Regions from separate parts of the Homo sapiens genome. Here region 1 is linked to region 2. The links are chromatin loops, found by intact Hi-C in ENCODE. Cell type or tissue: heart left ventricle. All regions are shown on one strand.

Region 1 (8,000 bases), 120 kb after region 2:
GGACCCTCCCTGGGTGGGTGAGCAGGTATTTACATGATAAATACTCAAGCATTTTTATCTCCTTAAGCATTTACATATCTTCCTCTACAGTATACCAACGAAGTTCTCGCATTTCAACTCATTCAGTGCAGGTTATGTTTGCATTCGTGTTTTTTTTTTCTTTTGGAGATGAGTTCTCACTATATTGCCCAAGCCAGTCTCAAACTCCTGGCCTCAAGCAATCCTCCCACCTCAGCCTCCCAAGCTGGGATTACAGTGAGTCCATATCTCAACAACTCAAAGCAAATGAAGACAGCCATTCTCAGCTTCTCAAGTTAAAACAATGAACCACAAATCTCTGCTTAATTATCCCATATCGAATAATTCAGCTTGATCTGACTTTATATTCCTTCCACGATGATCCTGCACCCTTGTTACCGCAAAAGGTTCCCAATCCAGACCCCAAGAGAGGGTTCTTGGATCTCGCACAAGAAAGAATTCAGGGCGAGTCCGTAAAGAGAAAGCAAGTTTATTAAGTAAAGGAATAAAAGAATGGCTACTCCATAGACAGAGCAGCCCCGAGGGCTGCTGGTTGTCTATTTTATGGTTTCTTGATGATATGCTAAACAAGGGGTGGATTATTCATGCCTCCCCTCTCCAGGCCATATAGGGTAACTTCCTGATGTTGCCATGGCAACTGTAAACTGTCATGGCACTGGTGGGAGGGTAGCAGTGAGGATGACCAGAGGTCATTCTCATCACCGTCTTGGTTTTGGTGGGTTTTAGCTGGCTTCTTTACTGCAACCTGCTTTATCAGCAAGGTCTTTGTGGCCTGGATCTTGTGCCAATCTCCTATCTCATCCCGTGACTTAGAATGCCTTAACCGTCTGGGAATGCAGCCCAGTAGGTCTCAGCCTCATTTTGTTACAGGAAAGGGGTCCCGATCCAGACTCTTAAGAGAGTTCTTGGATCTCGTGCAAGAAAGGATTCAGGGCAAGTCCGCAGTGCAAAGCAAAAACAAGTTTATTAAGAAAGTAAAGTGGTGAAAGGACAGCTACTCCATAGAGTAGGATGGAGTAACCTCTAACCTGAGGTCAGTCAAGTGTCCTTGCCTTTTATTAAGAGGGGCCTCTAACTCACTCTGTCTTAGGAGAAACTCCAACTCCCCTAAGTTGGGCCTCTAACCCAATCCCATTTGTTACTCGGGTACCCCATCACTTACCCAAAGTCGTCCAATCAGTGCTGCAGTCTATTTCTTTGGGGTTGGGGGGATTTCTTCAGTATCATCCTTTCTGTGGTTTGCCAGAAATATGTTACAGGACCCCAACACTTACGCAAAGGTAGCCGTTGGGTCAACGTTTCTGCACTATAGTCCCTTCTGTGGTCACCAGAAATATGTTACAGGAAAGGGGTCCCAATTCAATCCTAGAGGGTAGGAATGCCTAACTTTCTGAGAATGCAGGCCAGTAAGTCTCAGCCTCATTTTCCCAGCCCTCACTCAAAATGGAGTCGCTCTGGTTCAAATACCTCTGACACTTTTACCCAGCCCCTATTCAACATGGAGTTGCTCTCGTTCCAATGCTTCTGACGCTATCTCTACAGATTCCCCAGGTTTCTATAAAAATTGGCAAAATTATGCAATTTGGAGAGTACTGTATCTCCTCAGTCACATTTTGCACTTCACTTTTTTTTTTTTTTAATTGAGACAAAGTTTCACTCTGTCGCCCAGGCTGGAGTGCAGTTGTGCGATCTCGGCTCACTGCAACTTCCACCTCCTGGGTTCAAGTGATTCTCCTGCCTCAGCCTCCCCAGTAGCTAGGATTACAGGCACACACCACCACACCCGGCTAATTTTTGTATTTTTAATAGAGATGGGGTTTCACCATATTGGCCAGGCTGGCTGGTCTCAATCTCCTGATCTCGTGATCTGCCCGCCTCAGCCTCCCGAGTAGCTGGGACTACAGGCGCCCGCTGCCACGCCCGGTTAATTTTTTGTATTTTTACTAGAGACGGGGTTTCACCGCGTTAGCCAGCATGGTCTCGATCTCTTGACCTCGTGATCTGCCCGCCTCAGCCTCCCAAAGTGCTGGGATTACAGGTGTGAGCCACCGTGCCTGGCCAAAAAAATAATTTTTTTAAAAGGACTCCAGGCAATGATAGACTGGATTAAGAAAATGTGGCACACATACACCATGGAATACTATGCAGCCATAAAAAATGATGAGTTCATGTCCTTTGTAGGGACATGGATGAAGGTGGAAATAATCATTCTCAGTAAACTATCGCAAGAACAAAAAACCAAACACCGCATATTCTCACTCATAGGTGGGAATTGAACAATGAGAAAACATGGACACAGGAAGGGGAACATCACACTCTGGGGACTGTTGTGGGGTGGGGGGAGGGGGGGAGGGATAGCATTGGGAGATATACCTAATGCTAGATGATGAGTTAGTGGGTGCAGCGCACCAGCATGGCACATGTATACATATGTAACTAACCTGCACATTGTGCACATGTACCCTAAAAGTATAAAAAAAAAAAAAACAAGGACTCCAGGCATGGTGGCTCACACCTGTAATCCCAGCACTTTGGCAAGCTGAGGCAGGTGGGTCACTTGAGGTCAGGAGTTCAAGACCAGCTTGGGCAACATGGCCAAACCTTGTCTCTACAAAAATACAAAAATTAGCTGGGTGTGGTGGTGCACGCTTGTAGTCCCAGCTAGTCAGGAGGCTGAGGCTGGAGAATCGCTTGAGCCTGGGAAAGTGGAGGTTGCAGTGAGCTGAGATCGTGCCACTGCACTCCAGCCTGGGTGACAGGGTGAGACCTTGTCTCAAAAAAAAAAAAAAAAAAAAAGCAAAACGCAAAAAGCAGTGGTGACCATAGGTCATGAGCAACGTCAGCGGACTTTTGGAAGACATATACCTCAGGGAAGGCCATTACATGTTCTTCAGGCAAAAGGTGGTTAACTAACACTCAAAGTCTCATTGTGACCCTCCCTTCTGCTCCCTGCCCCAGCATTAGTAGCTGGGACCTCTCCACAGAAGCACAGATCCAAAGGCCACAGGGCCCCTCCCTGAGCACAGACACTATGTCAGCCCAGCAGTCCACTCCTCCACCATAGGTCTGAGTTCAGCTCCACAAGGTCCCTCTTCCAATCTCCCACCTTTCAACAATTCTAGCCACGTCTCTTTGTTCCTGCTTTGCACTTTGCTCCACATGAGGTGGGATCAATAAACTACCATCACTCAAAACTGGTTCGGATGTTGAAACTGATGACACTGCAGACACCAAGAGGTTATGAAAAAGTTTACTACTCACATGAGGCCTTCTAGGGAAAGCAAAGCGGGCACCCACGCCAGTCTGTTGGGCTTCAGTGAAAGGACGAACAAGTGGCTCTGGTTTTTGTTGTGGTTATGAGAGCTCAGTGCATTTGACAGTCAGGGTTTGCACAGTTTGAACTTCCCCTCTGACGCAAAGAGGAAGTGGCTGGGCTTTCTTATCAGCTTGTCCAGATCCAGGCAAACTGAGGGGGAGAGCTTGAATGCTATTAGCAGACAAACGTCAAACATGGGGAGACTCTATTCTAGCTCCCCCAGTCCTGGGGTGGCAGCTGCTTAGCAGTTGCTACCTCCAAGACACCTTGGCATTTTCTTCTTGCCTTTTTAGCTACTTAAATATAGTACACTTCTTTATAAGGTCTTTGCTAAAATAACTGGTGTGGTTTCTGGCAACTAAAACCTGGCTGATATAAAATCTCCTTGCTGTTCTTAGCAGGGTTAACATTAACTTTAAAAGGTGTGGTAGCTGGCATACAAGTATTTACTCTCCTTTTCCTCATCTAATAAAGTAGAATGAAAAACATCTCCATCTTCTGGATCCCATTTCTTCATTAAAATTATGAGTTTACAGCTTCTGGCTTCACTTGTTATTTATTAAGCAAAATTAAGGAGATTTAGGCAAGGAGGAGCTTATAATTTCCTATAAAGTGCATGTCTTGGTGACTGTGCGTCAGTATATAGAGAACATCCTCATTTTTAAAAAAACTGTGGCCTGGTATTTCATCATAGATGTACTAGAGTTACTTAAGCGTTCGTTTACTAATAGCCATTTGTATTGCTCCTGTTACCAGAAAGCGGTCGTGATCCAGTCCCCAAGAGAGAGTTCTTGGACCTTGCTCAAGAAAAGAATTCGGGCGAGTCCACAAAGTGAAAGTAGTTAATATTAAGAAAGTAAAGAAATACAGAATGGCTACTCCATAGGAAGAGTAGCCCCAAGGGCTGCTGGTTGCCTATTTTTATGGTTATTTATTGATTATATGCTAAACAAGGGGTAGATTATTCATAAGTTTCCCGGGAAAGGTGTGAGCAATTACCAGAACTGAGGGTTCCTCTCCTTTTTAGACCATATAGTGTTACTTCCTGATGTTGCCATGGCATTTTTTTTTTTTTTTTTTGAGACAGAGTCTTGCTCTGTCACCCAGGCTGGAGTGCAGTGGCACCATCTTGGCTCACTGCAACCTCCAACTCCCGGGATCTAGAGATTCTCCTGCCTCAGCCTCTCAAGTAGCTGGGATTACAGGCACGTGCCACCATGCCCAGCTAATTTTTGTATTTTTTAGTAGAGACAGGGTTTCACCATGTTGGCCAGGCTGGTCTCAATCTCCTGACCTCATAATCCGCCCGCCTTGGCCTCCCAAAGTGCTGGGATTACAGGCATGAGCCATCGTGCCAGGCCTGCCATGGCGTTTGTAAACTGTCATGGCACTGGTGGGAGTGTCTGTTAGCATGCTAATGCATTATAATTACAGTATAATTACAGCAGTGAGGACAACCAGAGGTCACTTTCATTGCCATCTTGGTTTTGACCGGCTTCTTTACCACATGCTGTTTTATTGGCAAGGTCTTTATGACTGTATCTTGTGCTGACCTCCTATCTCATCCCATGACTTGGAATGCCTAACCTCCTGGGAATGCAGCCCAGTAGGTCTCAGCCTTATTTTACCCAGTTCCCTATTCAAGATGGAGTCACTCTGGTTCAAACGCCTCTGACACTCCCAATTTTTGCAGGTGAGGAAATGGAAGCCTTGAAAGATTAGGTGGCTCACTCTAAGTAACATCATGTACCTGGCAGGGATTTCTATAAAGTCATAAGATGTCAGAGACTATGCTTAAGAAATATTTTTACTTTGAAACACTTTAAGCAAACAGTTAAAAAGTACCCACCACACTACCCTGTAAAAATCTTAACATTGTGATGCCTCTGCATCAATTTTTAGAAAAAAACAAAGAAAACACAACTGAAGGCCCCATGTACCCTCCCCAAATCCATCAGGTCTCCTGCCTTAGGAAGGCAGAATGGTGACTTGCACACATCGTTCCAATACATGATTTTATACTCATTTCATATTATTTGAATCCACAGAAAATAGATTACTGTGCAAAACAATAACACTTTCTATATGTCCACAAGGCTTACATGCTAGACACTATTCTAAGCATTTTACATGCATTACTTCATTGACCACCCCCCCACCCACAATCACCCTGTGAGATTGCCACTACTATCCCATTTTACAGAAAAAGTGAAAAACAAGTTGAAGTAACGTGCCCACAGGTACACAGTATGCTTAACTTTACACTAAGGGTACCTTGTATGTAGCTTCACCAACTTTCTCAGCATAATTTTTCATCTATCTGTGTTGAGACGTAACTCTTTCATATTCACTTTCCAAGGACCAAAAACAACCCATTTATTTATCCATTCTTCTGCTGATGAAATGCAGGCTTTTCCCAATCTTGCTACCTAAACAATACTTCAGTGAAGTCTTAAAATCATTCTCTGTTCACATGGCACTTCTCTAGGATGCATCCAGGAGTAGTTGCTGGGTGGTTAAGTGCACACAACCTTCCAAGATTTTGCAAATTGCCTGGCACAATATTTCTCACAATTTCTACTCATAAAGCAGTGTGAATTATCGTTGTTCCACGCACTTACCCACACTTGGGCTTTCAAAAATGTGCCAGCTTTCTGAGTGTGAGATGGTCTGTATTATTTTACATTTCAGTCAGTCTTGGTCAGCAGGGGTGGGGCAGACCACACTGAACAGGTGACAGAAAGACCTTCAAATACCCACTCCAGCCATCTGGCTCTCCTCAACCCCAACTTCAGTTCCTCCAAGGGAGTGGGGGAAAGGTGGGAAGGGTTGGAAGGAAACTGAATGTTCTCCAGGCCAGGATGAGATGCAAGATGAGACCTGGTGCTCAGGGCAATCAGAAACTGTCAACTGAAGCCAAACAGCTCAGAACCACCCACAGCCGGGTTCCTAACCAGCAGGTGTGTGTTTGTGGGTGGCTTCCAGTCAACATTTCACCCCACAGCCCCTTAAAAAAAACCCAACCCTGACTCAGCCAAACTAAATTCAGCTTCAGATTCCTTAACAGAGGTAATTTTGTGCAAGATATTTTCTGCATGGCAAACAGATAAATAAGCACCCAACCCTGGCTTCCAGAGTGCTTGGTCTGGCTATGGAGATGGGCATAACCAAAAACACAAACATCACCTGACATAGGAACCAAGAGAGGTGGGGCCACGGGTTTAGAGGCACAAGGGTCAGACAAGGTCAGGCCTTGAAGAATGAAGAGCTGAACTGGCAGAGAGAGGGGTGTGGCACTCCAGGTGAAGGGAGGCAGCACAAGGCAGAACACTCTGGGGGGCTGGCATGGGGAAGGGACAGGAAAGCCAAATCCAACATTGATTCTGCCAAAATCTTTAGTAGTTAGCACCAAGTAGTCAGGCTTCTACTTTTTTTCCTTTCAGCTAATCTGAATTCATTAATATTTATATAATTATAGTACTTATAGAACTAAAATTATTTGAAAACTCAGGTTATTGGACAAATAGGTTCAGTATAATCCCAAATATAAACAGCTTACTTCAGGATAAAATAATTTCTGTTCTTTTGGCCGGGCACAGTGGCTCACACCTGTAATCCCAGCATTTTGGGAGGCCGAGGCGGGTGGATCACGACGTCAGGAGATCGAGACCATCCTGGAGATCGAGACCATCCTGGAGATCGAGACCATCCTGGCTAACACAGTGAAACCCCGTCTCTACTAAAAATATAAAAAATAACCCAGGCGTGGTGGCAGGCACTTGTAGTCCCAGCTACTGAGGAGGCTGAGGCAGGAGAATGGTGTGAGCCCAGGAGGCAGAGCTTGCAGTGAGCGGAGATCGCGCCACTGCACTCTAGCCTGGGTAACAGAGTGAGACTCCGTATCAAAAAAAAAAAAAAATTCAGTTTTTCACTTCATTCTTTGCACATTTTAAAATTTGATTAGAATGTTTAGAAATAAGCACATTTCATTCTATAAAAATGACAGGTCAGGCACAGTGGCTCACGCCTGTAATCCCAGCACTTTGGGAGGCAGAGGTGGGTGGATTGCTTGAGCCCAGGAGTTTGAGACCAGCATGAGCAACATGGGAAAAAAAAATAAAAGTTTTGTCTCTACAAAAAAATATAAAAAATTAGCTGGCAGGGTGGCACACACCTGTAGCCCCAGCTACTCGGGAGGCTCAGATGGGACCTGAGCCTGGGAGGTCAAGGCTGCAGTAAGCTGTGATCCTGCCACTGCACTCCACCCTGGGCAACCCTGTCTCAAAAAATAAAAAAGACAGTAAAAATATCCCTATACTGGGGCAGGAACTTTACAAGGTATCCTGTGGCAAAGGGAGCAGAGATGGGGGGAAAGGGGTGCTAAAAGTTTGATTGGAAAGGGACTTTTCCATGGTTACAACACCAACTGACATGGAAGCTGCACCTCTGAGAGGGCCCTGGTCCTAGAGGTCAACCACCTGATGGAGAGCCTTGGTAAACCAAGCCCTCTTTCACCAATCTCAGGAATCAGGTAGCACAGCCAAGCACTCTAACTTCACACATAAGGAAATTGATGCAGAGGTTCATTGACTTGCTCAAGATCAATCCTGCCAAGAAAAGGCACACCATGCCTGGAACCCAGATC
Region 2 (8,000 bases):
GCTGCCCCTCACAGACCGTTGGTTGATTGGCAACACTGAACAGGTTTTTAAAAAAGATGGCAACACAGAAAAAAACAAAAACCCAGACAGGGAGATGATGTGGGGAGAGAGCATGCTAGGTCAGATTTTTTTATATACCTAAACAGTTTGATAAAAATTTTAAATGAATCTCCTAAAATACCATATATACTTTCCAAAAAATGTGACCATTACCCTACCTTAAATATAAAGAATAAGTATTAAAGAAAAATGATGCAATTTTTATGAGAAAAGGTTTATATAATCTACTTTTTGTACATGGGATATATCTAACAGATAAAAAATAATTGAACTTATTCAATCAAAGTAAAATTCACTTTATAAGGAATGGTGAACGAACAGTTTTACTTTTAATGGGAATTATGTTTAACAGATGATCATACAGTCTTTGAAGATATTAAATTCATTTACATTTCTCTCTATATTAAAATGTCAGCAAATGTAGAAGCAAATTAATGAAAGTATCTGTCTAAATGAGTTAATATTCTTAAAGCACTTAGAACATTCCTAACACATAGTATAACTCTGTTAGGTCAATCAGTCAATCACATGGGCTCTAGTAATTGAAAAGCTCCTTTTTAAAGCTTTATACTGGATACTAAAAGCTTTCTTTTGTCATGATATATTTGAATTATCAACTTTTTCTTCAATACTTTTTATATTCACTGTGCTAGGAAGGCCACAAAATAAAAGGATTACTTCTACATTTAGTTCAGTTGAAAAAGAGCACCAAAATATGATTTGAATGTTACATATAGTAATGTTTCACTATGTGTATAATGATTGAGTAAATTAGGTAAATGATAAAATATTGACATTTCTAACATTTTAGTACCTCAGTGTTCTGTACTACAGTCTCCCATTGTTTTTCTCAATGTGAAAATCAGAGCAGAAATTAAGGAACTTCAGCATTATAGGTAATATTCTCTTTTTTTAAAGAGGGTCTGAGGTCTGTTGGTTTGAGGGTCGTAGGTGGGTGTGATGGGTACACAGGAGTTAATTTTATTATTATGCTTTTATAACATATATTATTCTTCTGTATACAACAACGATTTCATAATAGAAATTGTTTTTAAAATAGAAAGTGTTAAGAAAAGCTATTCGCTGGTCGGGCGCAGTGGCTCATGCCTGTAATCCCAGCACTTTGGGAGGCCAAGGTGGGCCAATCACAAGGTCAAGAGATCGAGACTGTCCTGGCTGACACAGCGAAACTCCGTCTCTACTTAACATACAAAAAATTTAGCCAGGTGTGGTGGCACGCGCCTGTAGTCCCAGCTACTCAGGAGGCTGAGGCAGGAGAATCACTTGAACCCGGGAGGCGGAGGTTGCAGTGAGCCAAGATTGCGCCACTGCACTGCACTCCAGCCTGGGTGACAGAGTGAGACTCCATCTCAAAAAAAGAAAAGAAAAGAAAAGCTATTCCCCAGTAATACCAAAAACTAATTAAATTATTTATTGTGAAATTGTTAAACTTGTCCACATAAATAATATTTTATGTTAAAGCAAATATTTGTGATAATCTGAACTTTTTTATATAAAAATAAACATTTAAAATTAGTAATTGACTAGTACACTTAGATGAAGAATTAATTAAAAATAAATATAACAAAGTGGCCATTTGTTTGCATCTTCTTCAGATGATGATCATCACTATATAAGTTATTTCTAATAAATTTGAGCCATGGTTATCTTCTCTGAGTACATATGTTTAAGTTTTGCCTGTTTCTTCAAAAGATATATTGAAACATTAGTTGTGATTATACTGTTAAGTGTCATTTTCATGGTATAAACTATTCATATTTTTTTCTTTTTGGAAGAGTCAGAGTGGATAATCAATACGCCTCTGTGGCCTTGTGATAGACTGGATGTGCTTAATCGACATAATTTACTCTGTACAATTGCACATGAAATCTTAGCCAAGAGCCTTTATAGACAGACATTTGAAGTTTTGCAGAATCTACCAGGTTTTCAAAATTCCCAAGGTATGTTTTTTAAAAGTCTATCTTAATTATCTCTTGCCCATCTGGTGTTTAACTGTTAATAAGAAATAGTTATCCACCTGTTTTGATTGAGTTTTATATTCCAGCATATTTTTTAATGAAGTAGTTTTCTGTAAAATATGTTCTCTGCAAATTGAATATACTTTCCTGATGGTTTAAAAAAATCTGAGATGCTTATCTTTGGGTTGTTTGTCAGCAGTTCCTAAGACAAGCATTTTTATCATTCCCTTTTCCCTACTTCTGTCAAGTCATCAGCAAACAATATGTTTAAATGCCCTGAGCAAGCTTTTTCTCTTATCACTGAATAAATACAGAACTTAGTTTACATTACCTAGGAACACAGGTAAACTTGAAAGAAATGGAGGAAGTGAAACAGATGCCAAGTTCAAACGCCAATGTGGGAAATGGTAGTCAGTACTCTTGAATGTTGGGTGTCCATGAGCAAAAGCTTTGGGTCAAGAATGAGCTATGTGATAGGTTCAGAGGATGACGAAAACGTTAACCTGAGGGCCTCCCCTCAGTACTTTCATCGTACTATCTATAAATTTTCATTTTTCCACTTAATTCCACTGTGCTCCTGTATTGTAATGAGCATTCTTATCTGTTTCTCCTTATACAAAGTGAGCTCAATCAGGATGGTACTATTTTCTTTACCTTGGTATTCCTGGCCCAATGGCTGCTATCTAGCAATCTCTTAATATACAATTAGTTGGTAATGAAACAAAGTAGTAATAGGGAGATTGGACAGATAGTTGTGCCAGATTTTGGAAGACCCTAAATGTCAGGCTAAAGGAATTTTCTTCTCTGTGTATAAAAAGGGATCACTAGAGTTTTGGGTCTAGGGAGTGATATAATGAAATTGGTGTTTCAGGAAAGTTCCTCTGGCAGTAGTGTTTAGGAAAAGACTAAAAGTAGAGAGATTAATTTCCTGATAAGTCCTGGATAACTAAAAGATTCTAAAGCAGTAAGGAACTACAGTCTAGCTCACAGACCCAACTGACTGAATATAGGGAATAAAAGAGAAGTCTCTAAGATGACTTCTCTTTCTTCTAAGAATAACTGAAGGAATAGAAAATCCATTAAAGGATTGTTTTAAATTTGGCAGTAAATATTTATTAGGGGATGATTTGTTTTTAGTCAAGGGATATATAAGGCTAAGGTCTGAACTGTAGATATAATACAAACAGAATTGAGAAATTATTCAAGACACTACAGATACACAGTTACATGTGGGAATCAAATACAGAGGTCTTAATGCATCCTCTGAAATTTTTGTCAAGCTTCTTTTTATCTTCTCTATTGCAAAGGAAGTTAATGGTTTTTCTTTTGTCAAATGCTTTTTCGTTTCTGACTTAGAGAATATGTAAGATAGGTTGGGCGCGGTGGCTCATGCCTGTAATCCCAGCACTTTGGGAGGCTGAGGCAGGCAGTTCACTTGAGCCCAGGAATTTGAGATCAGACGATATGGGCGTGTTCAGGGTGGTATGGCCATAGATGAGCCCAGGAATTCGAAACTAGTCTGGGCAACATGGTGAAACCCTGCCTCTGCAAAAAAACATAAAAATTAGCCAGGCCTGGTGGACCTGTAGTCCAAGCTACTTAGGAGGCTGAGGCGAGAGGATGACTTGAGCCCAGGAGGTGAAGGTTGCAGTGAGCCAAGATCATGCCACTGCACTCCAGCCTGGCTGACAGAGTGAGACCCTGTCTCAAAAAAGGAGAAGAAAAATAAAGAGAATATATAAAATGATTGCATTTTAGTGACTGTGAGTCCTATAATGGGTAAGAAAGGGTGAAGGGGAGGAGAAAGAAAAAGGAGTATGAGATGGAGGTTTGAGACACTTTAATATAAATGAATTTTATTATATCATTTTTTTTATTCCAGAAACTGTGGAAGTCTCACAATATAGCCTTCTTTTTAATAAGCTTCTAGGTTCCTGTATAGAAAGCAGTAGTCTTGGTATGTCATCCTCTGTGGCAGAATTCATGATTTCAAAGAGCATCCCTATTGATTTTTCCTTTCTCAGAAGATTAATTACTTCTTTAGGAAGGAGTCGTTTATGGCTCAAAGCCAGAGCCCACTACAAAAGTAAGTTACATTTAAAATGTTTTAATATATTGGTTTATAATTGTATTCTCTAACCCAGAATTTATAATATATAAGATTAGATATTTATATGTATTAAAAGAGCAGTAATACATATTCAAATGTAGTGGTCTCAACAGATCTGTGCTCTCTTTTGAAACCTATTGTTTCTCTTCTGTTTCCAGTTGCTTTCCTTATTTCCAATGTTTGCAATTTCCAATCTTTATTTCTTGCACAGTAGCCTGTCCGCTAGAGGGCGAGCAAAGGGAACAAATGACAGGATAGAACCAGTTTGGCATATCTTATAAATAATGCAAGCATAAAACAAGTGGGTAGAATGAAGTTTAAAGAAGATCTGTTTTTATTTATCTCTGCTATATCCCTAATTGTTATAACTAAAAATATTCAATAGCAGGTCACATCAGAAGCATAAAGGCTGTCATAACAATGCAACATAGTATATGTTTTTCACATGGCTTTTAGTAATAGAACTTTGTTAATCTACTTACAGCTGTTGTTCTCTAACAAATAAGCCTGGAAAACTAGTGCTTTCTCTAGTCCAAGCCACCTCGCAGGTATTTTAATTAGAAAGTAATTCCATGTACGTTCTAGATCTAGAAAAGCATTGTTTTTTCTGCCTTCATGCAGTAATTTGTCTTCAGCTACCATTTCTACCACTATCATGTATATAACAAATATTTGAGTGCCTACTCTGTGTCACCCCGTACCAAATGTGTCAAATATCCTAGCCACTACTACCTGAGCTGGAAGTGTTTTTCAGGTGGCCAGCTGTGATCAATGCAGCAGGTGGTAACTTTTTTTCCCCAACAAAATGGGAAAGAAAATACTAGGGTACATTACAGGTAGTAAGTTTAATTATTTGATAAAATTTTCATTTCAGTTGCATATATGCACGTATGTATACTGGGTCATTATGCAAAATGTGTTTCTTGTAGGTTATAATCAAAAGAAGTTTTGAAAGCTGAGTTTTCTTAAAAAGGGTGATCAGAAATTTAGAGGAAAGATAGAATTGTTTGTTCATAACACCTAATTTCAATTGTGTGGTTATGTTTCAACTCTTTATACTATTTACCTTCAGACTTCTAGAAACCATACACACACACATATATGTGTGTGTGTGATTTTAGTTTCTAGAATTGAAGTTAATGGGAATAATTTCATATAACTGTGCAACTGGGGGGAGATGCCATCAAAAGGTGTTTATATGCCACAGGAACAAATATAAGCTCAGACATTTAAATGAGATTTTTATAAATATTTCTATTTTTTAGTTGGAAATAAAATTTTATATTAAAGCATCTAGACTTAATCATTTACTTTAAAAATTTTTAACAACTTTATAGAAGTATAATTCAAATGCCATACAAGTCACCCATTTAAAGTATACAAGTCAGTGGTTTTACTATATCTACAGAGTTGTGTAACCATCACCATAATCAACTTTAGAATATTTTATTCATACCAGAAAGAAACCTCATATGCATTAGCAGTCACTCCTCATTCCTCCAAATCAATTCAGCCCTAGTAAGAATTACTTTTAAAGATTTTTTTAGCAGTGTGTTAAAGCAATTAATGCCTGTGTACAATACAGTACCTTTGTTATTGGAACTTTTCCTTTTATCTAATCACATATTCCTTATTTCATATGCAGTGTAACTTCTGAGACTTATGCAAGTGAGGTTACGGGATAAAGAGTATTTTTGTTTTTTAAGGAATGTACTTGAATTATAAAACCATGAATAAAAATGAGTAATTTACAGCCAAGTGAGTAATTTATAGCCACTGATCAGTCTTCAAAACATCTCATTTTCTAACAACATTGACATTAAAATTATATTGGAACTCCTTTTGGATTTATTTTCAGACATAGCTTAACCCTTGCAAGAAGAGCCTTTCAATGGTATATAATCGTGTCTAGTAGTACTTTATTTGGGACTTAACGCTGACTTTCTTCAAGGCACTGTTAAGACTTGGTGCCAGTGCCTTTGTTTTGACTTTTTTTAAACTTTTTTTGTTTTAATATTTTTATGGCTTTATTGAGATAATTTCACATATCATGAAATTAGTTCACTTAAAGTATATAATGCATTCATTTTTGGTATAGTCACAGAGTCATGCAGCCATCACCACCATTTAAGTTTAGAACATCTTCAACACCTCCAGAAAAAGAAACCTTGTACACATTAGCATTTATTCTCCATTCCCTGGTTGTCTCCTCTTCCACCCTAGTCCTAGGCAACAACTAATTTATTCTCTGTCTCCATGAATTTGCCCATTCTAGACAGATCACATAAATGGAATCATTTAATACATGTGTTTTAGTGACTGGCTTTTTTTTTTTTTTCTTGGAGACGGAGTCTCCCTCTGTCACCTAGGCTGGAGTACAGTGGCGCAATCTCGGCTCACTGCAACCTCCACCTCCCAGGTTCAAGTGATTCTCCTGCCTCAGCCTCCTGAGTAGCTGGGATTACAGGCACATATCACCATGCGCAGCTAATTTTGTATTTTTAGTAGAGATGGGGTTTCACCATGTTAGCCAGGCTGGTCTTGAACTCCCAGCCTCAGGTCATCCATCCACCTCGGCCTCCCAAAATGCTGCGATTACATGCGTGAGCCACTGCACCCAGCCATGACTGGCTTCTTATACTTAGCCTAGTGTTTTCAAATTTCAGTGTTGTAGCATGTATCAATACTTTGTTCCTTTTTATTGCTAAACAATATTCTATAAAATGGAATCTGTTTATTCATTGGTTGATGGACATTTGAGTTGTTTTCACTTTTTGGCTATTGTGAATAGTGCTACTTTGAATATTCACATAAGTTTTTATGTGTATATATGCATTCATTTCTCTTGGGAGAATTGCTGACTCATACAGTAAATCTATATTTAGCTTTTTGCCAAACTGCCAAACTGTTTCCTGAAGAAGCTGCATCATTTTATATTTATATTCCCACCAGCCGTGTACGGGATTTCCTGTTTCTTTATATCTTCACCAACACTTGTTACTGTGTTTTTTATTTTAGCTTTCCTCCTAGTGGGTGTTAAGTAATGTATCATTACAGTTTTGGTTTTCATATCCCTAATAACTAATGATGTTGAGGACCTTTTCATACAGTTATTGGTCATTCGTATATTTTCTTTTGAGAATGCCTATTAAATCTTTTGCCCTTTTTTTTTGATTGGGTTTTTTTGGTTGTAAGAGTATTCATACATACATACACATGTACATATGCATTTATATACACTCTGGATACAAATCCCTTGTCAGATATATGAATTACAAATATTTTGTCCATCCTGTGAGTTTTCTGTTACTTTCTTGATGGCTTTCCCTTGCTTTCATGCCAGACTAATCAGGAGGAGGTTGTCCAGGGACAGCAGAGTTTCCTTTCTCACGCTCCTGATTTGTTCTCCTTTGTCCTAAAAATACTGCTTTTCTCTCAGAACTGAGAAGTCAAGAGAGAGATGTTATTAGTGTATCTTTCCATTACTTTCTCCCCAAAATCAAATGTGAGTATTTTTCTTCTCACGTTTCATTTTGAGTGAAAAAAAAAATCGTATTAGTAGATTTCTAGTTAATTTTTTATTTTCTGCTTTTTAATTCTGGTAAGAAAAGTTAAATAAGAATGCATGTAAATTATACCTACCAAAAACTAGTAAAGTTAATGAGTTAACAGTTTGTTGCTCCTGGCAGTGACCTAGGGAGGTGGGAATACCTAGTGGTTAGGAATCCAAAATCTGGAGCCAGAAAGTGGGCACCCCATGCAAGCTTAGAGAGCCTGAGTGCTTACCAAAAGCCCCTCGTCTATAACATGGAAGTAATTGTACCTAATTTCAAAGGTAGCATTTTGTCAAG

The links. Peaks named below come from ENCODE experiments on the same cell type or tissue, not always from the same donor. Only the 100,000 strongest peaks of a DNase experiment are listed, where the experiment ranks them.
Region 1: a loop joins it to region 2, with 4 times the contacts of the local background. A loop is called at or near these places in 27 of 110 quality-filtered maps.

What each region holds. Positions count from the first base shown.
Region 1 is chr3:44,436,497-44,444,496 of GRCh38, forward strand. It overlaps ZNF445 (zinc finger protein 445), which reads right to left. Exons shown (of 8, transcript NM_181489.6): 8 at 1-8,000. It also overlaps the pseudogene C3orf86P. Among named protein-coding and RNA genes, the nearest start is that of LINC01988, 13 kb to the left of the region's middle. RefSeq lists a silencer at 4,898-5,104. In heart left ventricle, no CTCF peak of the experiment used is centred here; a DNase peak (open chromatin) is centred at 3,335; H3K4me3 peaks cover 1,867 bases; H3K27ac peaks cover 2,727 bases.
Region 2 is chr3:44,319,171-44,327,170 of GRCh38, forward strand. TOPAZ1 (testis and ovary specific TOPAZ 1) reads left to right here. Exons shown (of 20, transcript NM_001145030.2): 17 at 1,857-2,021; 18 at 3,922-4,125. LOC105377055 (a long non-coding RNA gene) reads right to left here. Exons shown (of 4, transcript XR_940782.4): 4 at 5,521-7,590. Among named protein-coding and RNA genes, the nearest start is that of TCAIM, 16 kb to the right of the region's middle. In heart left ventricle, a CTCF peak has its summit at 4,377 (motif pointing right); no DNase peak of the experiment used is centred here; H3K27ac peaks cover 937 bases.